Linked DNA regions of Homo sapiens: regions 2, 3, 4 and 5 are each linked to region 1. Evidence: chromatin loops called from intact Hi-C (ENCODE). Cell type or tissue: heart right ventricle. All regions are shown on one strand.

What was found. Hi-C counts contacts between places; a loop is a spot of excess contacts. Peaks named below come from ENCODE experiments on the same cell type or tissue, not always from the same donor. Only the 100,000 strongest peaks of a DNase experiment are listed, where the experiment ranks them.
Region 2: it touches region 1 in a loop (8-fold over the local background); 21 of 110 quality-filtered maps call a loop at or near these places.
Region 3: a loop joins it to region 1, with 4 times the contacts of the local background. A loop is called at or near these places in 6 of 110 quality-filtered maps.
Region 4: a loop joins it to region 1, with 18 times the contacts of the local background. A loop is called at or near these places in 42 of 110 quality-filtered maps.
Region 5: it touches region 1 in a loop (6-fold over the local background); 36 of 110 quality-filtered maps call a loop at or near these places.

Annotation. Positions count from the first base shown.
Region 1 is chr16:22,895,978-22,900,977 of GRCh38, reverse strand. All of the region lies in intron 1 of HS3ST2 (heparan sulfate-glucosamine 3-sulfotransferase 2), which reads right to left. Among named protein-coding and RNA genes, the nearest start is that of HS3ST2, 84 kb to the right of the region's middle. In heart right ventricle, a CTCF peak has its summit at 1,974 (motif pointing left); a DNase peak (open chromatin) is centred at 1,967; H3K27ac peaks cover 579 bases; H3K27me3 peaks cover 2,280 bases.
Region 2 is chr16:22,975,014-22,980,013 of GRCh38, reverse strand. No RefSeq gene overlaps it. Among named protein-coding and RNA genes, the nearest start is that of HS3ST2, 160 kb to the right of the region's middle. RefSeq lists a silencer at 3,063-3,243. In heart right ventricle, CTCF peaks have their summits at 2,380 and 2,600 (motif pointing right); no DNase peak of the experiment used is centred here; H3K27me3 peaks cover 723 bases.
Region 3 is chr16:23,172,596-23,177,595 of GRCh38, reverse strand. No RefSeq gene overlaps it. Among named protein-coding and RNA genes, the nearest start is that of SCNN1G, 7.6 kb to the left of the region's middle. RefSeq lists an enhancer at 4,867-5,000. In heart right ventricle, no CTCF peak of the experiment used is centred here; no DNase peak of the experiment used is centred here; H3K27me3 peaks cover 2,148 bases.
Region 4 is chr16:23,432,542-23,437,541 of GRCh38, reverse strand. COG7 (component of oligomeric golgi complex 7) reads left to right here. Exons shown (of 17, transcript NM_153603.4): 5 at 2,824-2,906; 6 at 3,875-3,997. Among named protein-coding and RNA genes, the nearest start is that of COG7, 18 kb to the left of the region's middle. In heart right ventricle, CTCF peaks have their summits at 1,698, 1,902 (motif pointing right) and 3,035 (motif pointing right); DNase peaks (open chromatin) are centred at 1,951 and 2,951.
Region 5 is chr16:22,946,961-22,951,960 of GRCh38, reverse strand. No RefSeq gene overlaps it. Among named protein-coding and RNA genes, the nearest start is that of HS3ST2, 140 kb to the right of the region's middle. RefSeq lists an enhancer at 2,896-2,945. In heart right ventricle, a CTCF peak has its summit at 2,980 (motif pointing right); a DNase peak (open chromatin) is centred at 3,010; H3K4me3 peaks cover 987 bases; H3K27me3 peaks cover 2,906 bases.

The DNA of each region.
Region 1 (5,000 bases):
CTATCCCTTCACCTGCTCCTGCGACAGTCCTGTATATCTCCTTTTCTTCCCAGCCAGAGTTCTTGGAATAAAGCTGCATGGCTTCATTTCCTCACCTCACATTCATCCTCCTCTTGCTCCATCTCCTCCCACCCCATCGTCTTCTGAAGCGGTACTCTCCGAACACAACCCTAAATGCCAACTCCATCTCGAATCTTGGTCATGTTTCACTTTTCTGTGGCCTCTGAAGCACTTGCCCACTCCCTGCTTGTTGAAACTTGTTTTTCTTCCTTTGGGAACACATTCTTTCTTCCTCCCCGCCCCTGCCCCCCACTGACCATTCTTTCTCCATACACACTTCAGTTATTTCTCCTCAACTTACCACTTCTCATGTCTCAGTTAATGGCCCCACCATTCACCAGTTGTCCAAGCAACACCCATGTCTAATCTATAACCAAATTCAATTGGTGACCTCTCACTCACTCCCTTCTGACGTCTGTCCCAGCCAGCTCAGGACCCACCACAGCTCTCTTCACTCATGATCAGAACTGTGGGGAGCAGCCCAGTGCCTGTCTCTAGCTAGGCTCTACTTTCTAGCTTCCAGCCTGAGTCAGCTTGCTCTCGTGAGATGTTCCCCAGTGACATTAGCATCCAGGAAACAAAATGGCACATGGGGACAGTGATGGTACCAAGTGGAGGCCAAAGGGATCTTTATCCCCCTCTAGTCTCCATTAGTCAATCAGAGTGAATGCATGCCACGAAACAGCATGCATGGCAACTCCCAGACAAGCTTTCTATCCTTCCTCTGATGGGGCCACTCCTACCCCTTCCCCCATATAGAAATTTTGGAGCCACCACCTCCAGAGAGAATGACAGATCATCCCTGAGTACCTGCAGGAGACCCTCAAAAAGGGCCAGGGACCTGTGCAAGAAGCTTCCTGAGGCAACACTGGGTGCCAGGAGCACCTGAGTGCCCTCTCTCTATACTCAGCAGGGCAGAGCACTGCTGGAGAACACCTGAAATCAAAGGCTGGTTCCACTCCAGATATCTGATTGCCAACACAAAGGGGGCTGATATGGTTTGGCTGTGTCCCCACCCAAATATCAAATTGTAGCTCCCGTAATTCCTATGTGTCATGGGAGGGACCTGGTGGGAGGTAATTAAATCATGAGGGTGGGTTTTTCCCATGCTGTTCTCATGGTAGTGAATAAGTCTCATGAGACATGATGGTTTTATAAAGGGGAATTCCCCTGCACATGCTCTCTCTCTTGCCTGTTGCCATGTAAGACGTGTTTTTGCTCTTCCTTCACCTTTCGCCATGATTCTGAGGCCTCCTCAGCCACGCTGAACTGTGAGTCTATTAAACCTCTTTCCTTTACAGATTACCCAGTCTTGGGTATGTCTTTATTAGTAGCATGAGAACAGACTAATTCAGGGGCCTTTAGCACACAGCACAATTCCACCATGTGTCTCTGGACAACTGGCTTTCTAGCTCTGCATGACTATTTCAGACCGTTCCCTTTCTCTGCAAATGACCAAACCCTGCCCTTTCTTGCCACTCTTAGTAGGTGACCTTGCATCCCATTCCACAGAGAATATAGAAACCATTAGAATGTAGTGCTCTCAATATCCTGCTACTAAGCACATAACGTTTTCTATTCTGCCCAGCACTAGGCTGAGTATGGAGCCGGTCAACCCAGCCGTTTCCTGACGCCAGCTTCCCTGCTCTGAAACCTCCTCCACCTCCCAGTTTCCTGCCTGAATTGTCCACGGAGTCCCCACCCTCCACCATCTGCACCCTCATCCTTTCCCACCAGATCTGAATGTTTCCCAGGCAAACTCCTCAGCCAACAACTGCATGAGTCAGTGAGTTTATTTTGTTTGTTAACACCAAGCTTTACAACTTCACACTTCAGTCTCCCGGGGGTATTAATGGTTTTGCAGGGATGAGTTCCGCAAGCCTGCCCCACTTCTTGCAGCATAGCAGCGCCCCCTAGTGGGTAGTTGGAGGTGATCCAATTGCAGTGGTTGGAGCCAACACCTGTTGCCTCCTTGGAGGAAATTAACCAATGATAGGAATGCTTTCCATCTGACTCCCGAATGTTGTTGTCGTACCAGGATACATTAAGCTCCATGATTGCAAGGGGTGAGCAGGAGTTGGTTTTCTCATCATAGAGGGAGCAAGGGCCATGCACTGGGAAGTCAGCTGCCTACATATAATTCATGTCTCAGATGTGCCTAAAACCACATGGGTAGTTGTTGGGTCACTAATACTCCTGCAGGTTCAAAGCCTGCCTAAACTATACACATGTGAGTTCTTTTCTAGGCTTTGGTATAGAATGGTCCAGCTCTGCATGTCAGTTCTGGAAGGCATTTGCAAAACCCAGCAAGATGAACTAGCAGACACTCTTGAATCCCCCAGTCCTTTCCCTTTCTGTCTCTAGGGCTGTGCTGTTCTTTCTGCCTGGATCACTTTACCCTGGCTCTTCCTGTGGCTCAATCCTTCTCATGCTCAGGTCTCAGTTAGAATATCACCACTTTCAAATGTCAGTCTCTGAAGTGGCTTATTTCCTCATCACTCTAAGCACCATCTGTAATTATCTTGCCTCTCTGTTTATCTATTGCCTTTCCCCTCAGGTTAGACTGTGGACCCCATCAGGAAGGCACAGTGTCACTCTCTGAAGTGGTTTATTTGGCTTATTTCCTCATCATTCTAAGCACAACCTGTAATTATCTTGCATATCTGTTTATTGCCTTCCCCCTAGTTAGTCTGTGAACCCCATCAGGAAGGCACAGTGTCTTGCTTGCTGGCTGTGGTATCTTCAGTCCTTGTCACTGTGCCATGCCATCATAGGCAGGCAAAAGAGAATGAATCATACCCACCAAATATTGTGCTTGTTAAATGAATAAGATGGGAAGGAATCAAAGCCTAAATCAAGAAGACGTGAGCTCCTGGAGGAAATGCAGTAGCCCGAGATCTTTAGAAAGAATTTCCCAAAGTGTGTTTACTTATCGTCTTTGTGGCTCACAAGTGATTCACGGATGAAATTTACATTTTTTACAGTTACATTTTTACATGCCTTGTGGTAGGCATAGCTATATGAGCTTTTACATGTATTATCTCATATAAATACCACAGAATATCATCAAGGAGCTATTACTATTAACTTTATAGCCTTATTTTAACCTTATTATAATTTGAGGGAATTAGGCAGAGAAGTAACCCGCCCAAAGACCCAAGGTACTGAATAGCGAAGCTAAGATACAAATTCAAGTGTTTTGACTCTAGTACCTGTCCCCGTAAACTCCAGGCTACGAGTCTCATTAAAGTTAGGCAAGGCAAAGATGCTTATTTTAATGTATTTTAGAAAATTGGAACCAGGTCATCACTTTTACTTAACCAACTTCATCGTTTAGGATGAAGCTTAAACACATAGTGAAGGTAGAAAATGTAAATTGATCTAAACACAAATATTAAGAAAATAATAGTCTAAGTCCTTGAATATGGTAAAAAGTTGGTCCTTCAATTACTAAAGTTTGGGAGCCTCTGACTCAAAACAATATTGGTGCAGCCAAAGGGAATCCAAACCAGAGTAATATGGGCATGTACTTACTCAGCAAATATTTGCTGAGCACCCACTCTTCACCAGCCATCTTGCTAAGTGCTGAAGTCACGGCTATAAATAACATAGATGTAGTACTTGCTGCCCTCATGGGGCCTCTGGTTTGGTGGAGGAGATAATGGGCAAAATAAAAAAAAATAATTACAACTTGTGATAAAGGAAAAGAAAGAGAATAAGTGTAATGAGGAAATTAAGTGATCAGAGAAAACCTGGGGGACATTTGAGCAGAAGGACAAGAGTTGAGCATAGGCTTAGGCAAAAAGACAAGGCTAGCGTGGTGGCACACGCCTGTAATCCCAGAACTTTGGGAGGGCTAGGTGACTGGATTGCTTGAGCTCAGGAGTTTGAGACCAGCCTGGGCAACATGGTGAAACCGTGTCCCTACAAAAAAATACAAAAATTAGCCAGGCATGGTGGTATATACCTGTAGTCTCAGCTACTTGATGGGGCTGAGGTGGGAGGATCACTTGAGCCCAGGAAGTCAAGGCTGCAGTGAGCTGAGATTGCGCCGTTGCACTCCAGTGCCTGGGCAACAAAGCAAGACTCTGTCTCAATTAACAAAAGAAAAAAAGAAAGAAGAGAAAAGAAAGAAAACAAAAGAAAGAAAGAGAAAAGACAGTAAGATGACATGAAAACACAGTTAAGACCAGAAAAATCAAGGTATGGGTGAAGTAAGCTAGTACCAAAAAGAATAAAAAAGAAACACAACTACGCTGACAGCAGTAAAGAGCAGAATTAGCGATGTCAAAAATAAACATTAGAACAAACCGGAGCCTGATCTTACGCTTCTAAAATAAAATTCACAACATTGAGCTGATGAGAGAGAAAGTAGAATGGAAGACAGAGTGGTTATAGGCAACTTGTAGTTTGCTGATGTTATTGAAGAAGAAACCCAGAACAAATTGGACAGAGCTATAGGCAAAGATTTCATTAAAGAGACCTTCCCAGAGATATAAGATGGCTATGTGGGGTACATTAAAAGGTCAGCCTAGTCTGAACGAAATAAAACCCACATCCGAGAGCTAACGTGCCTGTGAAGGCAAAAGAAAAGTTTTATGGCATGCAACATCTTGAAAAGCATTAGATCCTGCTCTTCAAAAAATCCCTTGAAAAGAAAAACAACATTCTGAGTGATGGTGTGGAAAAGCTCAAGAATGGAAAAGTTGTATATAAAAGGACAGTGATGGGGTTAAACAAACACTAACCCCAAATAAATAATACATGTAGCTTCTAATGTCAACATTATGCTTTTAAAAAAGATAGAGACAGGCATGGTGGAGTGCACCTCTTGTCCCAGCTACTTGGAAGGCTGAGGCAGGAGGATTGCTTGAGCCCAGGATTTTGAGTCCAGTCTAGGCAACATAGTAAGACCCTTTCTCTCTTAAAAAAAAAAAAGA
Region 2 (5,000 bases), 79 kb before region 1:
CCTGACTCACCCCAGACACAATGGCCTCCTTATTGCTCCTGGAACAACCCACAGTCTCATCTCAGGGCTTTGCACTTGCTCTTTCCTCTACCTGGAATGTTCTTCTCCCAAATATCCATATGTTTGGCTCCTTTGCCACTTCCAGGTCTGTATCCAAATGTCACCTTCTCATTTCCCTGGTTTTTTTCTTCCTTAGCACCTATCACTAACACACTATGTGTTTTCATTATTTATCTGATTTGTTGTCCATCTCTGCTTTGAAATTCAGGTCCAGGGATGATGGATGTTTGTCTGTTTTGTTCTCAGCTGGATCTCTAGCAGCTAGAACAGTTCCTGGCTCATAGTAGGTGATTATTATATATTTATTGAAAGAAAGAAATGAATGAATTTCTGTTTTCTTCTTCGTGGGTATAGTCCCCTCTATCTGTCTTAATAAAGAAACTGGGAGGAAGAGAAAGGGTGGAGAGAGGCACCATTCACATGGCATGGCTCTCCCTGTCTGTTTTTTGGATGGTGGGAAAAAATAAGATATCCTCAAACTCAACTCATCCTAACAGCACTCTTTCTCTTTGCAGAAAGAATATCTTGCTCTTGATGATGGCTTCTGCTTGGGGAGAAGTAAGAAACAGGGTGAGGATAGTGGAAGAGAAGGGGAGCCTCAAGTGACCTTGTTAGAAACCAGCACAGGGGACTTTTGTAGACTGATGAGTGGCTTACAGTGAGTAGATGATGCCACCTTACTGTGGTTTGGGTTTTTCTGGGCAGGACAGGGGCAGTTTCCAGGGCTCTTATGGAAGGGCAAGAGCATCTCTAGCTGGCCACATTGTGAAGTGGAGAAGAGCAGCTCTTATCCATGCTAGGGAAGACCAGCTGGCTTCAGCCATGAGAATGGCACACAGTCAAATTCGGGTCTACCCATGAGCTAAATAGTTGGGTCCAGAAACCGGCCACCTTAACCAAGCTAGTGGTCAAACAGTAAGCCAAGTAACCATTGTTATGGATGGAATGTTTTCATACCCCCCAAAATTAATATGTTGAAACTCTAACCTCCAGTGTGATGGTATTTGAACATGGTTAAATACCATGTCTCCCAAGCTTCAGGAGGTGATTAGGGTTAGATTAGGTCATGAGAGTGGAGCCCTCATGGTGAGATTAGGGTTCTTATTAAAAGAGGAAGGCACACAATAATAATTTAACTTTGCATTTTAAAATAACTAAAAGAGTATAATTGGATTGTTTGTAATCACAAAGGATACATGTTTGAGGGGATGAATACCCCATTTTCCATGCTGTGATTATTAATACCTAGTATGTGATAGCGCAACAGGGTGACTATAGTCAAAATAATTTAACTGCACGTTTAAAAATAACCATGAGTATAATTGGATTGTTTGTAACAAAAAGGATAAATGCTCAAGGGGATGGATTCCCCATTTTCTGTTATGTGATTATTGCACATTGCATGCCTATCCCAAAACATCTCATGTACCCCATAAATATATACAGCTGCTATGTACCCACAAAAATGAAAAAAATTTAAAAGACACAGAAGATATCTCCCCCTCACCTTCCTTCTGCCCCTTCTTATTCCACTTCCTTGCCTCCATCTCTCCATCTCTCCATTCTCTCCTTCCCCCTCCCTCCCCTCCCACTTCCTCCCTTGTCCCTCTGTCTCCTTGCACTCACCAAGGAAAGACCCTGTAAGGTCATAACCAGGAAGAGAGCCTTCACCAAGAACCCAACATGCTGGCACCCTAATCTCAGACTTCCAGCTTCAAGAACTTTGTTGTTTAAGCCACCCAGTCTATGGTGCTCTGTGATAGCAGCCTCAATGACTGAGACAACCAAGAAGCAAACCCAGGTGCCAGGAAGTTCATTCCAGACTCCAAGGTCAAGAGGAGAATTCCCAAACAAGCTGAAAAGCCAGGGTGTTCATGGAGAATGGAGTGCAATGGCAGAGAGTGGTCCGGGGATGAACTTGGGGACAACTCCTAAGCTCATGGAGGGGCCAGTCACTTCCTGAATTTGACTTCCACAGTCAAATCAGACCTCTGTACCCACCACTCATGGGGGGCTGTATTTTTGCCATTCTTTTTTTTTATTATTATACTTTAAGTTTTAGGGTACATGTGCACAACGTGCAGGTTTGTTACATATGTATACATGTGCCATGTTGGTGTGCTGCACCCATTAACTCATCATTTAGCATTAAGTATATCTCCTAATGCTATCCCTCCCCCTCCCCCCACCCCACAACAGTCCCCGGTGTGTGATGTTTCCCTTCCTGTGTCCATGTGTTCTCATTGTTCAATTCCCACCTATGAGTGAGAACATGCGGTGTTTGGTTTTTTATCCTTGCGATAGTTTGCTGAGAATGATGGTTTTCTCTTATGCCCTGCAAAGCCTGGAGTTACTTACTCTCTTAATGCCACTAGGTGGTGACTCTGCTTCAAGGAGTCAAAACCCCAAGGTTATTGATTGGGAGCTAGGCACTTGATAAGCAACGCTGTTACATGCATTATCTCATTTAAACTTCACGGCAACTCTAAGGAGTAAGTGCTATTATTATCCCTACTTTACAGATGACAAAAAGCTGAGGCTTAGCACATTTTAAGAGCTTTGCCTAATGCTATTCTCCAATAGGTGGCTCTCTCAACACACTGCTTTCTGAGTCAGTTTGAGACAGGCAGAAACTGAAGACCATTTTAAAGCTGGACAGTGGTGGTGCTCTCAGATGAGCACATATGTTGAAAAAAAATCATTAATGTTATTTAACGTTCACTTATGGAGCCCTTCCTATGTCTCAAGTGCCAGAATAATGGTTTACAAACACAGTGTAATTTAACCCTCAAAACAACCCTATAGATCAGGCACTGTTGTTACTCTCATTGTGTAGATGAGTTTGTTGACACGTAGAGAGGCTAAGTAAATTGCTGCATAGGTGTGTCTTAGTAGGTGACAGCCCAAAAGCCAAGAGCAAAGTGCTTCAGAGAGCTTTGCCCTGGATTCTAAGTGGGAACTGAGGATCTCTAGGTCTTTGGCCTCTGGCTGGGATCTCAGGAAGGGAGACACTAACCCAACAGAATCCCCAACCCCCTACAAGCAAAAAGCAGTCAGAATTTTGACCCGTCTCAGCTCTGGCCATAAGTGAGGGACGTTGGACAAACAGCTTCCACTGGAGTATAGGGCTCGGTTTTTTCTTCCACAAAAGGCGAGGTTGGACTCTCTCTATATAAAGAAAGACTCCAAATTAGATGCTCGCAGGGCCAAGCGGGTAACAAAAATGAGTGATGTGGATCAGGCAGGGACGGTGGCAAACTGGTGAGCACATGCTGCATTTTAAGGGGCTGTTCTGGCCAATTGCAGTCATGTAGGAATGTAGTCTACTATTGCTAGGTCTTTGATCTTCCAGAAGAATCTGAAAATTCAATCTCCTTTTAAAAAATGTTGGTGGCCGGGCGTGGTGGCTCATGCCTGTAATCCCAGCACTTTGGGAGGCTGAGGCAGGAGGATCATGAGGTCAGGAGATTGAAACCATCCTGGCTGACATGGTGAAACCCCATCTCTACTAATATAAAAAATAAGCCGGGTGTGGTGGCATGCACCTATAGTCTCAACTACTCGGGATACTGAGGCAGGAGAATCGCTTGAACCCGGGAGGCATAAATTGCAGTGAGCCGAGATCGTGCCACTGCACTACAGCCTGGGCGACAGAGTGAGACTCTGTCTCCAAAAAAAAAAAAAGTGTTGGCAATGGATTTAAACCTTAAAAACCATAAAACTATCTAATTAAAAAAAATGCACAGTCATGAGCTGAATTTGGCTGACAAATCCCTGTTTTCTGTACTTGAAGATGCCTTCAGTTCCCTCCAGTTCTGAGTTCTTTCATTCCATAAACTTTATGAGCCATGGTGCTGGCCAAGTCGAATTGAGGAAGGAGAAGATATTGGGAAGAAACAAGAACCGTCTCACCCTCCTTGGAGTTCCAAGGAGGTCACCATGGGATTCTTTCCCTTAGAGCACTTCTCCTAGATCAGTTTTCATACTTTGGTCAGTTTCAGAATCACCTGGGAACTTGGTAAGATAAACAAGGCCCAGGCGCATCCTCTTTTATCAAGTCAGGACCTCTGTGTACTTGGTGAGTTCTCCAGATGATTCTGACATAGCCCAAAGTGTGGGAACCCTTGTCCTACATCTATGATTCTCAGCACCGGCTGCACATAAGAATCAACCGGAGAGCTTTTACGACCACTGATGTGTAAGTCCTACCCAGGACCAATTAATCAGGCCCAGAGGATTCTAATGTGCACCCAGGGTTGAGACCCACTGACTTGATCAATGCTCCTGGTTAATGCTTTTTACACTTTGGTGTGCTGGAGGATCACCTGGGGGTTCTTGTTAAAAATCAGTAAGTCTGGGGAGGGGACTGAGATTCTACATTTCAATGCTGCTGCTGTTGTTCTGGGAATCACATTTTGAGCAGCAAGGGTCTGGGAGAGTGTTTTCCAAATTTTCCATATGATAAGAGAATCACTTGTTTTTATCAAATATATAAATTCAGTTGTAATTTTTAAAAGACCACCTAAATGAGAACAAGCAAAGGATATTTATTTGGGGCTTGCTCCAGCAAGGGAGTCAGCCATCCTCACTTTTGTTTGGTAGAGGCTCAAAGGTAGGCAGAGGAGTGGGGAGGCTGTAGAGGCGGGAAGCAGGGGAGACTTCAGGTGTGCCCTGAGTGGAGGCTGCTGGCCAGAGGAAGCTAGAGGCAAGTTAACTAGGGGCAGGAAATCCTATGTGATTTGTTAGGGGGCATGTTTGACTTTCTCTGGTTGGTCTTAAATTGGAAGCAAGGCCAAGAATTAAGGAAATTGGGCCAGGTGCAGTGGCTCGAGCTTGAGTTCTCAACACTTTGGGAGGCTGAGGTGGGAGGATCGCTTGAGCCCAGGAGTTTGAGGCCAGAATGGGCAACATAGTAAGACTCCCATCTTTACAAAAAATAA
Region 3 (5,000 bases), 280 kb before region 1:
CAGGCTGGAGTGCAGTGGCGTGATCTCAGTTCACTGCAATCTCTGCCTCTTGGGTTCAAGTAATTATCGTGCTTCAGCCTCCTGAGTAGCTGGGATTATAGGCATGCTCCAACATGTCAGGCTATTTCTTTTGTATTTTTAGTAGAGACGGGGTTTCATTGTGTTGGCTAGGCTGGTCTCGAACTCCTGACTTCAAGTGATCCACCTACTTCAGCCTCCCAAAGTGCTGGGACTACAGGTGTGAGTCACCGCGCCCAACCAGCTATCTCAATAAGACCCAAAGTTTACCAAATTATCTTCATAGGACCTAAGGCTAATATGAGTCAGGTGTGGGGTCAAAGGGACTCACATTTCCAGGATCACATTTATATTATGTAGTCGGATGGGAGGGTTCTAAGAAGCAATCAACAAGGTCTTCCTTGTTGAAGACAAGGAAAGTCTTTCTTGCTGGGCTGATGAGGGTGGTGGCATGGTAGAAGACCATTCTTATTTATTAATTGGACTCTAATTCAATGACCTGGATACTATTTCTGTGTATAGTCTTAGCTTAAGCCAATAGCATCAGTTGTTGAAATAGAGAAATATAAGCTTGGTTACATTAATTTTCTAGGACCCTTTTTCCCCAAAGGGTACACATATGTTTCTGGCAAAAGTTAGTACCATTTTTCTAGTGTAAGAGACTTTTTTTTTTTTTGAGACAGGGTTTCACTGCTGCCACCCAGGCTGGAGCGCAGTGGCACAGTGTCGACTCACTGCAGCCTCCACCCACTGGGTTCAAGCTATTCTCCTGCCTCAGCCTCCCAAGTAGCTGGGACTACAGGCACATGCCACTGTGCCTGGCTAACTTTTGTATTTTTTGTAGAGATGGGATTTTGCCATGTTGCCCAGACTGGTCTCGAACTCCTGAGCTCAAGTGATCCGCCTGCCTTGGCCTTTCAGAGTGAAAAAACATTCTTTTACTAATTAGACTTTTTTATGGGTCAAGAGAATGCACAGATTACCCATGGTGATGGGGGCTTATTGAAAGCACAACTTCCCAGCTGTGTCGGAGGGGCTTTTATTGCCCTATACCCCATCGATTTGGCCCTTGTAAATTCCACATTTTATCATGCATCACTCAAAACATTCTGCATCCAGCACTTATTTCTAATTCAGGTAAAACTCTATATATTGCAGATATCAGAATCAAACAACCGTGAACTAGCTTAGGCTAAAGAATGAAACAAATTAGCTCATGTATAAGGGAGTCTGGCTTCAGGCTCAGCTTACACTTGAATTCAAAAGATGTCAACAGGTCCTGGTTTTTCTGCCTTTGAGTCTTGGTTCTAATTCATCAGTGTTCACACCATTCTCTGTCCAGTGTTGTTGCAAGATGGCTGCACTAGCTCTAGCTTCTACATATACATAATGCTGAGTCCAGAAGGACTGATAGCTTAAGCACATATTGTAGGACAATCTTGATTGAGCTTTATTGCCTTGTTTGAGGCATGTTTCAACTTCTTTTTTTACTTATTAGAGATGAGGTCTTATTCTGTTGCCCAGGCTGGAGGGCAGTTGTGTAATCATAGTTCACTGCAGCCTTGAATTTCTGGGCTTAAGCCTTCTGAGTAGCTGGGATTAAAGGTGCAAGTCACCATGCCTGGCTGTTTCAACTTCCAGTTGAACACCATGATTAGAAGAATGGGATGCATTGATTGGCTTAGGCTTGGATTATATGCTCTGTCTCTGGGTAGATTCAGCTTCACTCAAAACACAAGGGCTGAGAATGGGGAAGAAGTGGTTCTTTCCAAGCAAAATCAGAATAAATTCTGGGTTGCAAAAACATCTCATATTGCATAATTTCTCTACTGTTGCCTTCTTTGGCACTTGCAACTGATAATTGTCTCAGTGAAACACTCTCTTCTCTTGGCTTCTCCAATGCATTGCTTTCCCTGAAATTCTATTTATACTCCTTTGGAACATTTGTTTTTGTTTTTGTTTTGAGACAGAATCTCACTCTGTCACCCAGGGTGGAGTGCAGTGGTGCGATCTCAGCTCACCTCCCAGGTTCAAGTGATTCTCCTGCCTCAACCTCCTGAGTAGGTGGGATTACAGTCATGTGCCACCACGCCCGGCTAATTTTTTTGTATATATTTTAGTAGAGACGGGGTTTCACTATGTTTGTCGGGCTGGTCTCGAACTCCTGACCTCGTGATCCGCCCACCTCGGCCTCCCAAAGTGCTGCTCCCAAAGGGCTGCGTGAGCCACCACGCCCAGCGTTGGAACGTTTTTGCAATACCTCTGTAGAGTTTCTGGTCCTTAGAGGATCACTGCTGGGGTTCAGGGTCTCAGGAGGCTAGTCACAAGAGATAGCAGGAGATCTCAAAACTTCCATAGAGTCAGAGGAGATATAAAGATATATAAAGTGGCTTAGAAAACTTGGTTAAGCTGCTACTAAGGCTTAGGCATCTGTGGCACAGGGTTGGCTAAATGTGGGATCCAGAGGAGATAAGTAATCTTGCTCCCAAGTTTGACTCTTTCCAGGATTCCTACAAATCTAGAATGATGTCCCTCAGTTCTTGTGGATGTTATCTTGCCCCACCAAGATGGGATTAATGCTCTCTCTTCATGCATTCTTAATGACTTAGTCTTTTGGGGCAACCTACTGTCTTTGACCTTTGGGGAGTAGGAACCAGGGTCCTCAGATTCAGTTGTGTGGATTTCAATTTTTTTGATGCTGCTTCTCTTGAGAGAAGCTGGCTTTAGATATCAGCACTGCGGACAGCAGCCATAGTTTCTCCTTTTATGCAGGAGGTCTCCAGTGGAAGCCTCATCGCCCATGACATGCAATTCACAATTTTGGAATGAATAGATGAAGGAGTGAAAGGGGCATTCTCCAGCCAGTCTATTCAGTCTGTGTGGATGAGAGATATCATGGTCAGATTACCTTTAGAACTGGACATGTACAATCAATTCTTGCTATTTGGGCTAGCTATGTTCTATAAAGCTGCCACAAACACTGAATTAGTGAATACTGAACCATTGCTTCTAGAAGAAATATAGAGTTCGGTTCCCGAGAGCCTCTGGTCACAACGTTGTCATTAACTGATCGATACGTAACTTTGTTTTATGTGTGTTCTTGTTTAAAGTCACCTTGTTTAATATATAGTTGATTCAATAACATTGAAATAATGGCCAACAGCACTATATAACTCATGCCTGAATAAAGCTTACCTAACACATATATTTTTTCAGTAAGGCACATACAGCCTTCCTGTGCTTAGGAATATTAGATAGCACTTCAGCGCTAGGGAGCAAACTCACCAACAAAACAAAAATGTGAAAATTGTGGCAGCCTATATAGGCTGCAAAAAAGGACATGAGTTTACAGTATAAGAGCTGAAACAAGAGGGTAGAGTGTTGCCTTATTTGACCTCAGCTGGGAACAAGCACAGTGGGTGACTAAAATTTTTGCTGCTTGGCACATGTCCCTAAAGGCATTGCAAGTATTGATTTTAGGGTTACAAATAAATTCTAGTGAAATATGAAATCCATGAATAATGAGAATTGACTGGGTTTTTTTTTAGTTTTCTTTAAGCCCGTGGGTTTGTTCTTCATCTTTTGGATTTTTCTCCAAGTCTCAGAACACAAAAGATACTCAGAGGTTATGGAAGATGATGTCCTTACAATGGCCCATAAGGCCCTACATGATTTCATTCACTCTCCCTTTTCTTGAGTCTGAGAGTGTAGAGTTAGGTTATTGATTTGAGATCTTTCTTCTTTTTTAATGTAGGTGTTCACAGCTGTAAATTTCTCCCTAATAACTGCTTAAGCTACATCCTCTAATTTTTATATGTTGTGTCATTTTTACTCACCTCAAAATATTTTCTAATTTCTCTGTTGGTTTATTTTTTAATTTTTTAATTTTTTTTTTTTTGAGACAGAGTCTTGCACTGTCACCCAGGCTGGAGTGCAATGATGCAATCTCTGTTCACTGCAACTTCCATCTCCCAGGTTCAAGCAATTCTACCTCAGCCTCCCAAGTAGCTGGGATTACAGGCTTCTGCCAACACGCTCTACTGATTTTTTGTATTTTTAGTAGAGATGGGATTTCACTATGTTGGCCAGGCTGGTCTTGAACTCCTGACCTCATGATCTGCCCTCCTCAGCCTCCCAAAGTGCTGGGATTACAGGCATGAGCCACCATGCCCAGCCGGTGGTTTCTTTTTTGATCCAATATTTATTTGGGAGTGTCTTAATTGTCACATATTTGTGAATTTCCCAAATTTCTTTCTGTCACTGATTTACAATTCCACTAAATTGTGCTTAGAGTACAACGGCCCCCAAGTGTAGTGCGAAGTGCTATCTAGTATTCCTAAGCACAGCAAGACTGTATGTGCCTTACTGAGAAAGGCATATGTTAGACAGGCTTTATTAAGGCATGAATTATAGTAATGTTGGCCATGATGTCAATGTTATTGCATCAACTACATATTAAATAAGGTGACTTTAAACAGAAACACACATAAAGCAAAGTTACATATTGATCAGTTGATGAAAATGTTGTGACCAGAGGCTCTCGGAAACCTAACTCTGTATTTTGTCTAGAAGCAATGGTTGACCTTCTCCCCATTTTAACCTGAGCTGCCTAATGCACAGTGGGGCTGGGGAGGGGCTGGGGGAAGCAGGGCTGAATCTTGGATCCTGGGGAAAGTTAAAGATGCAGAAGTGATGTCAGCTCTCTGTAGCGCAGTTCCCTTCCTGGTCCTTGCCACACAGCACCTTCTACAGAGACTAGCTCTGTGGGTGGCGGGGGCCCCCACAGGCCCCACTGCTTCCCCTCCCCGCTGCCCGTGCTGCTTCTCTGTGCCTGCTGTTGGAGCTCTGATGAAGGAGTAGCTGGCTGCCTTGTGAGCTGGAGGGGGCTGGGGCATCTGCCTGGGTCTTTGCGGAGAGCTGCTTATGGGTGTGGTCTGTCCAGGCATGTTGTTTCAAAGGCGGTGGACGTGAGCAAAAGCATC
Region 4 (5,000 bases), 540 kb before region 1:
TAATTCCCTCTCTTCCTCATTTGTTAATTCTTTATTTTGAGTCTTTTCTTCATTCACAGAATTCTAAGGCTGGAGCTGGGGGGTTGGAAAGTTACCATCTAGGAGCTTTGTTCCTCACATTCTCTTGTGAATTTGTGGCTACTACAGAGCTCACTTTTCTGGTTGGGGTTACATCCAGTTCTGTGGGGTTGGGGGAGTGGGAGTGGGGATGGAGAGGTGGTGGCTCCATGCATTTAAGCTTTTTTGTTTGTTTCCTTCTGAGTGAGCTGGCTTCTGGGAGCTGGTGTTGGATTTGAGTGATGCCTGGTGGTTCAGCATCATGGGTTTGGTTTTGGAGATAAGCAGTTTTTGACAGCTTTTGTGCACAAATTTGAATCAGGCTTGACTCTAGGCAGGACATGGATTCAGAAGGCGAAAATGGCGCTTTTGAGCTCCATAGGCTGCCTCCTCTGCTGGGCCGCAGTGGAAACAGCCCTCCCTCCCATGCCTGGCCCAAGCCCCCTTGGCCCCCAGTCTTTGGCCCTTTGTACTGTTCTGCACCACCCTTAGCGCCCAGACTTTTACCAGCTTCCCCACCCATTGTGGCCCAAAGTGATTAGATATCTAGTTGGGATTCTCTGAAATATGTAGTACAGATATTTTCCTGGCTTCAACGCAGATAAAACAATGTTTTCTTTTGGTGATTAATCTTAATTTTGGCAAGCATCAGGAAGGGTTCCCCCGCCCCACAGGTAATGTGCTGTTTATAATCAGCCATGTTTCCTGGAAGGCTGAGGTAGTTCTTTATCTAACAGTTTTTACTTTTTATTTTTTTTGAGACAGAGTCTACACTCTGTTGCCCAGGCTGGACTGCAGTGGTGTGATCTCGGCTCACAGCAACCTCCAGCTCTTGGGTTCAAGCGCCTCAGCTTCTGGAGTAGCTGGGATTACAGGCATGCACCACCACGCCTGGTTAATTTTTTATATTTTTAGTAGAGACGGGGTTTCACCATATTGGCCAGGCTGGTCTCGAGCTCCTGACCCCAGATGATCCACCCACTTCAGCCTCCCAAAGTACTGGGATTATAGTCATGAGCCACCTCACCCGGCCTAGCTAACAGTTTTTAAAGGGAATTCTCTGATAAATTTGTTCATCCCCAACATGTTCCCCTTTTCCATCTCCTAAAATGACAATGTGAGTATAGCCAAGTATACATGCCCAGTTCATTTTATATAACCAATGAATTCAGCTGATACACTGAAGCAACTTTTTATAGAATTATTTTAATTAATTTTTTTGCTTCTCACTGGTCAAACCCAATTTATAGAATTTTGTTTTTTGAGCTAGAATCTTGCTCTGTCACTCAGGCTGAAGTGCAGTGATGTGATCACAGTTCACTGCAGCCTTGTCCTCCCAGGCTCAAGTGATACTCCCAGCTCAGCCTCCTGGGGTTTACAGGTGCACATCATGCCCAGCTAATTTTTTCTATTTTTTGTAGAGGGGTCCTGTGTTGCCTAGGACATTTTTGAACTCCTGGGCTCAAACAGTCCTCCCACCTCAGCCTCCCAAAATGCTGGGATTACAGGTGTGAGCCACCACACCTGGCCTATGGAATAATTTTAAATGTAACAGGAAGATTCACTTATTTAAGTGTTCTTATGAAAATAATAAGCATTTTAAAGGCAAATATTCGTTTTCTAACTCATGGATTTCTGCCCATTAAGTCAAGTTCCACTGGCAGGTCTCCAGCGCTTAGCTGGGTGTCCCACAGCGGTTGCTGTTACAACATTTCCTTCTCAGCAGTTTATTGGGCTTCCCAGAAGTGAAGGGGAACAGAGCAAATATAAGAAGTTTGGAGACCTGTTAGCTCAAGGCTTTTTTTTCCCTTCTTTTGATATAGTTCTAAGGCTGTGGCATGTACATTTTGGCCAGAAGGGGGCGGACAGGAGCCAGAGGTGGCGCTGCTGTGCACACTATTCAGAGACTGCACTGAAACCCACCTTCCTGTCTGTCCAGCGGTGAGCCTGGAAGCAAGTGCTTTGCCCAGTCATTTCCTCTGCCCTTAGGGAAATATGTCAGAAACTACTTGATATTAAGCCCATAACTTGGGTCTTAGAATCCATTGTTATGTGTGGAATGCTAATAGTTACCAAATTATTTGATTTTATGTTTTGTTTTTTTGTTTTGCTTTGTTTTAGAGGGAGTCTTGCTCTGTTGGCCAGGCTGGAGTGCAGTGGCGCGATCTTGGCTCACTGCAACCTCTGCCTCCCGGGTTCAACCAATTCTCCTCCCTCAGCCTCCCAAGGAGCTGGGATTACAGGTGTGCACCACCACGCTCAGCTAATTTTTGTTTTTCTTTTAGTAGAGATGGGGTTTTGCCATGTTGGCCAGGCTGGTCTCGAACTCCTGACCTCAGGTGATCCGCCTGCCTTAGCCTCCCAAAGTGCTGGGATTACAGGCATGAGCTACCGCGACCAGCCCAAATTATTTACTTATTCCTCAAACCACCAGATATGTTGACATATAGCAGTTCAGTGTGTTTGCTTTTTTAAAGTTCCCATCTGGTATAATCGAAGTAGGAATTTTGAAAGACATAAATAACCTCTCAGTATCATGTTAAAATATGAATTCTGTGAGGAACAGTGGGGAATACCTTGCAGTATCTGGTTTTCACGTCATGCTTATTTTTCAAATTTATGATCCTCATGCATGAGTTAATTCAGTATCTAGGCAGGAACTTGTGAATACTAGCTTCCATATATCCACCTTCATCCTGGTGAGTTTTTTCTCATGTCTACACCAGAAAGGCTGGTAACAGTATATATACATTGTATGTTCTTTAGATCAGTCCAAAGTGTTTGTGAAGGTGTTTACTGAAATTGACCGGATGCCCCAGCTCCTGGCCTACTACTACAAGTGTCACAAGGTAAGAAGCTGTGCGCGATGACAGTTGTGCAGTTGTGGAATGCTCATAACTCTGGGTCACAGAATCGCAGGTTCATAATTCAGAAGGTAAGAACATTTGTCTCCTTGCCCTCTGGCTGTTTTTCTCTTAGTTAGCCAGTAGGGGGTGCTCTTGGTCTAGCATATGGATTTGTTTAATTGCCAGTTGGAAAAAGTTATCCGTTTTCATTCTCTTTTCTGTTTACAGCTGGATTCATTATAGACTTGAAACGTTGTTTTAATTTATTCTCATTTTTGTCTTTTAAGGGAGATTTATGTCTTAAGCTTTATTACACCCTCAGAAGGCAGTAAGAATTTCTCTTTTTTTCTTTAGAGATAGGGTTTCACTATTTTGCCCAGCCTGGAGTGCGGTGACTATTCACAGATCCGATCATGGTGCACTACAGCCTTGAACTCCTGGGCTCAAGTGATCCTCCCGTCTCAGCCTTGTGAGGAGTTGGGACTACAGGCGCGTGCCACTCCACCTGGCTTGGAATTTTATGTTTTCTAGGTTTGCTGAAGTTAGATTGCCAAAAAACTTGACAGCTTCCTGAACTGACCTTAATTCCTTCAAGTCCAGTGCTCTGTGTCTTTTAAGCAGTGATGTTAGGACATGAAGCTTAAACATACATGTCTGCCCGCTCTTGCCCCAACATCTATTCAGAAGAGTGATGGTGTGCCAAGTGGTTGCACATTACATGTTTTTAGGGCAGGATAAATGGAGAGGGGATCACATCCGCAGGGTGACAGATTAAAGCTGTGAATCAGTGCAGATAACTGCAAATGTTTTTTTTTTTTTCCTGCCTTTCTTTGAAGTGAATGGACCTCACTGGGCTGCCCAGTGAGCCCATTGAGCAATCCGTGATTACGCTGGGTAGCAGGGCAGGGCAGTGTTCACAGGCAACCTATGTTGACGTACCCAATAAGGTTCCCTTTGTTCTGTCTCTGCAGGTGCAGCTTTTAGCAGCCTGGCAAGAGCTGTGTCAAAGTGACCTATCCCTGGACCGGCAGCTTACCGGACTCTATGATGCCTTGCTTGGTGCTTGGCACACACAAATCCAGTGGGCTACACAGGTAACAGCTCATTTTTGTTCTAGGGAGAACAGAGTCTGTGGTGACAAGGGAACGGGTGACTGCCTCGGGAGTGGCCACCCTCAACTGCAGAGCACAGCTCAAAGAACTTCCCCGTTTGTTGCTGTCATTCAAGGGGTTAAAAAATAACCAGTTAGGCCGGGTGCGGTGGCTCACACTTGTAATCACCACACTTTGGAAGGTCGAAGTGGGCGGATCGTTTGAGCCTAGGAGTTCGAGACCAGCCTGGCCAACACGGTGAAACCCCAACTCTACAAAAAATGCAAAAGTTAGCCAGGTGTGGTGGCACAATTACTAAGGAGACCGAGGCAGGAAGATTGCTTACGTCCAGGAGGTTGAGGCCACAGTGACTATGGTCGCACCACTACACTTCAGCTTGGACAACAGAGCAAGCAAGACTGTCTCAAACAAACAAACAACAAAAGAAAAAACGATAACCAGTTAAATGGTTTAAGTTTAAAAGATAAGCTTAGAAATCCACGTCAGTGAAATCTTTAGGTCTCCACTGAAACTCTTCTTACCACTCTTATCTATAACTTAAATAGGACCTAATGTGACAATGCCGCCTGTTGTCCAGCAAGGGAGCCTGTGGAATTCCTGAAGGCCATTTTCTTCCCATCTAAAAGCAGGAGGCCCCTCGTCAGGTGGTGTTCGAATGAACAGGAATGTTTTTATCTTTACTTCAGGTAAAATTTACCTACCTGAAGTGAGTCTCCCTTGTTCTCATGATACACCAAGAAGTAGGGGAAGAGATAATTTTAAAGGTACCCCCTGACTAGGAGTGAGGAGAGACAGAGGAACTTTGTTTCAAGTGGCAACTATCCATCATTTACTTTCCTCAAGTCTCTAGGCATTTCCAGCCATAAAGGTTTTAAACCGTTGTTCTCTTGCCTTGAGACAGGAGGCACAGTAGAACCTCTTGTAAGCAGGGGAAGAGCCTGTCTTACTTTGCAGTAATGACTTACTGGGCCTGTTTCTAGTGTGG
Region 5 (5,000 bases), 51 kb before region 1:
AGCCAGTAGTATGACTAAGCAATTGACTTCATTGTCCCTCCCCTGAGCCTCAGTTTCCCTATCTGTAAAATGAGGATGATCAAAATTCACATGGCTGTATTAGAAATGAATGAGCTCGATGTATACAAAGTGACACAGAACTGGCAGATAGGGAATGCTTAAGGAGTGGTAGCCTTGTTGATGTTACACAAACTTCCCTAGCATGAGGAAGCAGGGCCATGAACAGAGGTTGCTTTTGTGGAGAAAAGTGTGACAGTAGAGAAAAGGAGAGAGAAAAGGAAAGATGGTGGCCAGGATGAAAAAAAGAGTTGTTTGTTTAATTCTGGAAACTTAAGTATGCCCATTGGCAGGGGGAGGATGAAAAAAATATTGAAGACTCAAGAGAGATGGGACAATAGGTGGAAGTCAGTCTTGGAAAACAGGACAGAGAAGTTAGACTCAAAGGAAAAGAGGAGATGCTTCTCCTGGAGTGGAGACGAGGTCTGGAAGGAGAGCAGGAAGATGCTCAAGAATCTGGTTGCAGAGAGGAGGAAGTTGGGGTATCTCTGTTGCAGGGGCCCCTTGGTCTCTATTAGGAGAAGGAGGCTTATGAGGCAGCTGGAGATGGTTGGGGCAAGGTTGGCAAAGTGTGAGCAGCTCTGGACTGAGTCCTTCCCTCGGGTCCTGCTCCAGGGGACAATGGGTGCTGATAGACCAATGGCAATGGGCAGAAACATCCTCTCCTTTCCTGGCCTTTAGAGCGACTGCCTTCAACATCCTCCTCCGCCCTCGAAAAAAGAAGTCATATGATTTTGTAACAGTGACAGAAATCTGACGTAGCTGGCTCCATCTTGCTTCTAACCTCACAAGAGAACTGCCTTTGCTCAATCCTGCACATAGGCCAAGCTAACTATGGGACAAATGTTGTTTCTAATTTAATTTCAAAGCAAGGATGAGAGTGGCCCCTTCCCAAAACTAAAACCCAAGGAGATGAGGATGTACATACAAACAACAATGTTGAATTAAATATTTATAGGGGCATCGTGATCTGACCAAGGACAAAGAAGTTCTGCAACCTCCTCGGACTCCTGCTGATGCCCAGATGTCTGTGGTCACCAGTTCCCACTGAGCTCAACCCCACCTTGTTCCCCCTTCCCCAATATAAAAAGAAGCTTCAGATTCATGCCTTTTTTATTTTTATTTTTTTATTTTTTTGAGACGGAGTCTCGCTCTGTCACCAGGCTCAAGTCCAGTGGCGATCTTGGCTCACTGCAACCTCTGACTCCCTGGTTCAAGCGATTCTCCTGCCTCAGCCTCCTAAGTAGCTGAGAGTACAGGTGCGTGCCACCATGCCCAGCTAATTTTGTATTTTTAGTAGAGACGGGGTTTCACCGTGTTTGCCAGGATCGTCTCGATCTCCTGACCTCATGATCCGCCTGCCTCAGCCTCCCAAAGTGCTGGGATTACAGGCGTGAGCCACCGTGCCCAGCCCAGATTCATGCCTTTTAAGGCAGCTTCTTAGGACATTGGTCTGCCGTCTTCTCAGCTTGCTGGCTTTCCAAAATACAGTCGCTTTCCTTGCTCTGACTACTTGTCTCTCAACTTACTGGCTGTTACGCAGTGAGCGGTCCAAGTCTGGACTCAGTTACAAGTTCCAAACTGAGAAGCATGCATTTGTTGGTCCAGGCTTCCTAGGAACCTAAAGGCAGCCAAGCGGTCTCTCTGTTCCCAGAGTTCTCCAGTGAGAAGGAGAAGCTGGTCTAGTGTCCTATCACCACACATTTAATGATTTGCCATTTGCCATTTGCTCAAAAAAGGCCAAATGAGCTAACCTGACTTGCAAGACCCATTATGAGCTGCTCTCCTCCCCCACCACTTCTTACCACTCTTCCTCTCTCCAGAGGGGGCTCAGGTTTTCCTGTGTAGAAGGCAGGCTGTTTTGAGGTTACCATGAGCTATGACTGCACCCTTGCCTCAAACTATACTTGCATTATGCTTTGCATAAGGCTGAGACAACCTCGATTGGCCATCTCAAATAATGGAGGCAGTGAGATGACAGAAAACATGGAAGCCACTCATTGGCATCTCTTACTTTGTGTGTCAGTCACGTGGAACTTGGCTTGGTTCCTCTTATAACTGAGGACTGAGAGTCTGTGCTGTGTCTGTGCTCACCCTGGGGTCTTCATCCATGCTGTTTCTTCTGCCTGGAACATATTTCTCTTCCTTCCTTCCTTCCTCCCTCCCTTCCTTCCTTCTCTCCCTCCCTCCCTCCCTTCCTTCCTTCTGTCCTTCTTTCCTTCCTTCCTTCCTTCCTTCCCCTCTTTCCCCTCCTTCCCCTCCTTCCTTCCTTCCTTCTTTCCTTTTCTTTCTTTTGACAGGGTCTTGCTCTGTCACCTAGGCTGGAGTGCAGTGGTACAATCATAGCTCACTGTAGCCTCCAACTCCTGGGCTCAAGTGATCCTCCCACTTCAGCCTCCTGAATAACTAGGACCACAGATGTGAGCCACTATGCTTGGCTAATTTTTTAAAAATTTGTTTTGTAGAGGCAGGATCTTACTGTGTCACCCAGTCTGGTCTGGAACTTCTGGCATCAAGTCATCCTCCCGCCTTGGCCTCTGAAAGTGCTGGGATTACAGGCGTGAGCCACTGTGCCTGGCCCTGGTACACACTTCTTGACCATACTTTGCCTGGATAACTTCTACTCATCCTTCAGATCTTAACTGAAAAGACTGCTCCTCCAGGCAGCCCTCCTTCCTTCTCTCCCTTTTCACTATCAGTTGATCCTGTATTATGGTAGTTTGTCTGTCTCCTGTGCTAGACTATAGACATCTTTTGTACCCCAGCATCCTGCCCAGTTCCGTGCTCCTGGCTCAGAACAGAAATTAATAAATGTCTGTGGAATGACACGTCAAATGAATGAATGAATGAATGAATGAACGAACGAACGAAGGAAGGAATGAACGAACTCCATGTGGCTCCAAAGAAACAGTGAGCAACTCAACCTGTAGGTGGCGCAGTTGAACAGGCGACCAGAGTGGGAAGGGCTTATGGCCAAGGATCTGTCACCTTTGTTGCTGTTAAGCCACGTGGCGCATGATCCCTGTGCAGTTGGCTTTTGAGGCTGAAATCGTGACTTTATCTTTATCAAACTGTGGGTGCTGTGGAGTCACCCGGGATTACCTTAAAACCATTGGTTCTGGAGTTGAACTATTCGAGTTTAAATCCAGGTTTTTGCTCCTTCCTGCTGAGAAACCTCCGGAAAGTCATTTAACTTCCCAGAGCCTCAGTTTTGCCCTCTGAGAAATGGGCACGATAGTAACAGTACCTGCTCCCTCACAGAGCTGCTATTAATACAAAGATCGAAAGGGGAGTGAGTCGCTCAGGCATGCCTGGCCCAAAGCAGGGGTGCAGGCAGCTTAGGGATGACGAGTGTCGGCAGGTCTCTGTGGCGTCTTCCTCCCCATCCTGCGCCATGGGGCGCGCGTGCAGGCTGCGCTCTGCCCGCCAGTCCTGGCATAGCCTCTCCTGAATGCGCGGAGCGGGGTGCAGCCGAGGTTTCTGGGATTTCGAGCCTACTGGGGAGTCGCAAGGAGGCTCCAGAGCTTGCGGACCCATGGCTGCTCCTCTGATTGTGAAAGCAGCGCTGCGGCTCACAAAGTGGCCCTTTCAGTGGTTTTTGCAGCAGCAGAAAAGCGCCTGCAGGCGGCCGGGTTCCTCTACGGTGACCTCCGAGCTGGTGGTAAATTGCATCTCTCGACAGAGGTGGCTGAGGGAAGCGCCGGGATCAATCCTCACCCGGGGAGGACAGGACTGGAGTGCTGGACCTGCACGACCCTGAGTGCAGTGCGGTCGGGGTGGAGGGTCCGCTGGGGATCGGCCATGCCAAAAGGCATGCTCTGGAAGCCAGGCCACGACAAGTCCTCCCAGTCCCGCGGAATGCTGGGGAAGGAGGAGACTCCACCTGGAGCCCCCAGATCCTAGGAACTCTTGGGGTGGTTGGAAGTGTTTGGAGGATGGGCTCAGAAAAGTGGAACTTGGATTCTGGAGCTGAAAGGGGCTGCAACTCCAACCAGAAGCAGCCCTCATTATCCCGTTTCTGCTGAAGGTCCAGACAGGGGTTGGTGTCACATTAGGGGGTGCTGTCATAATAACATGAGAGCTGCCAGCATCAGCCCTGCACCCAACACACTTAGGGGTGATTCAAGCTTTGCCTCTTACTAACTGTGACTTTAGGAAAATTATTTCCTTGGGCCTCAGTTTCCTCATCCGCAAAATGGAATTATAAAGTAGCTTCCTCGAGTTGTTGTTGCTGTTACAGGATTGGCACACACAGTTTGCTGCCGATCCTAAGCCATGCAGAGGACTAATCGATCCACACAATCGTTCCCGCTAAGCCTAGATAGACTCAATGTGGTGCTCCACACTCTGATCAATTAGTGCACAGCATGAAACCTTCAGGGCATCACTGGCCTTGGGCCTTGCCAAATCATGGGCATCAAACTTCATTACAATTAGATGTTTTTAGCCTCTTTTAAGAATGAAGAATCTGCAATTGCACATCACTGTGGTTCAAATTTCATTGCACTAGAGAAGTGTGTGTTGGCCAATATATAAATGTACATATCTTCTCAGCATTATTTAGAAGATGACAATGTGTCTGGGGATATTTCATCTGCAGAATCTAATAAACTCAACATCATTAGATATTTACATAAAACAAATGAAAATGTTGATGTATCATTTACCTGTTAGGACGTATTATGTAATAGCTCATCAGGTTGGGAAAATTAGATGAGATAATGTATGTAAATCACTTAGCATGGAGCCTGGCACATGACATTTGCTCAATAAAGGTTAACTAGAGTAATATTAAGACATAGTGAAGTTGAAATATTGATATGGTTTGGCTGTGTCCCCACCCAAATCTCATATTGAATTGTAGCTCCCATAATTCCCACCTGTTGTGGGAGGGACCCAGTGGGAGATAATTGAATCGTGGGGGCAGTTTTCCCCATACAGTT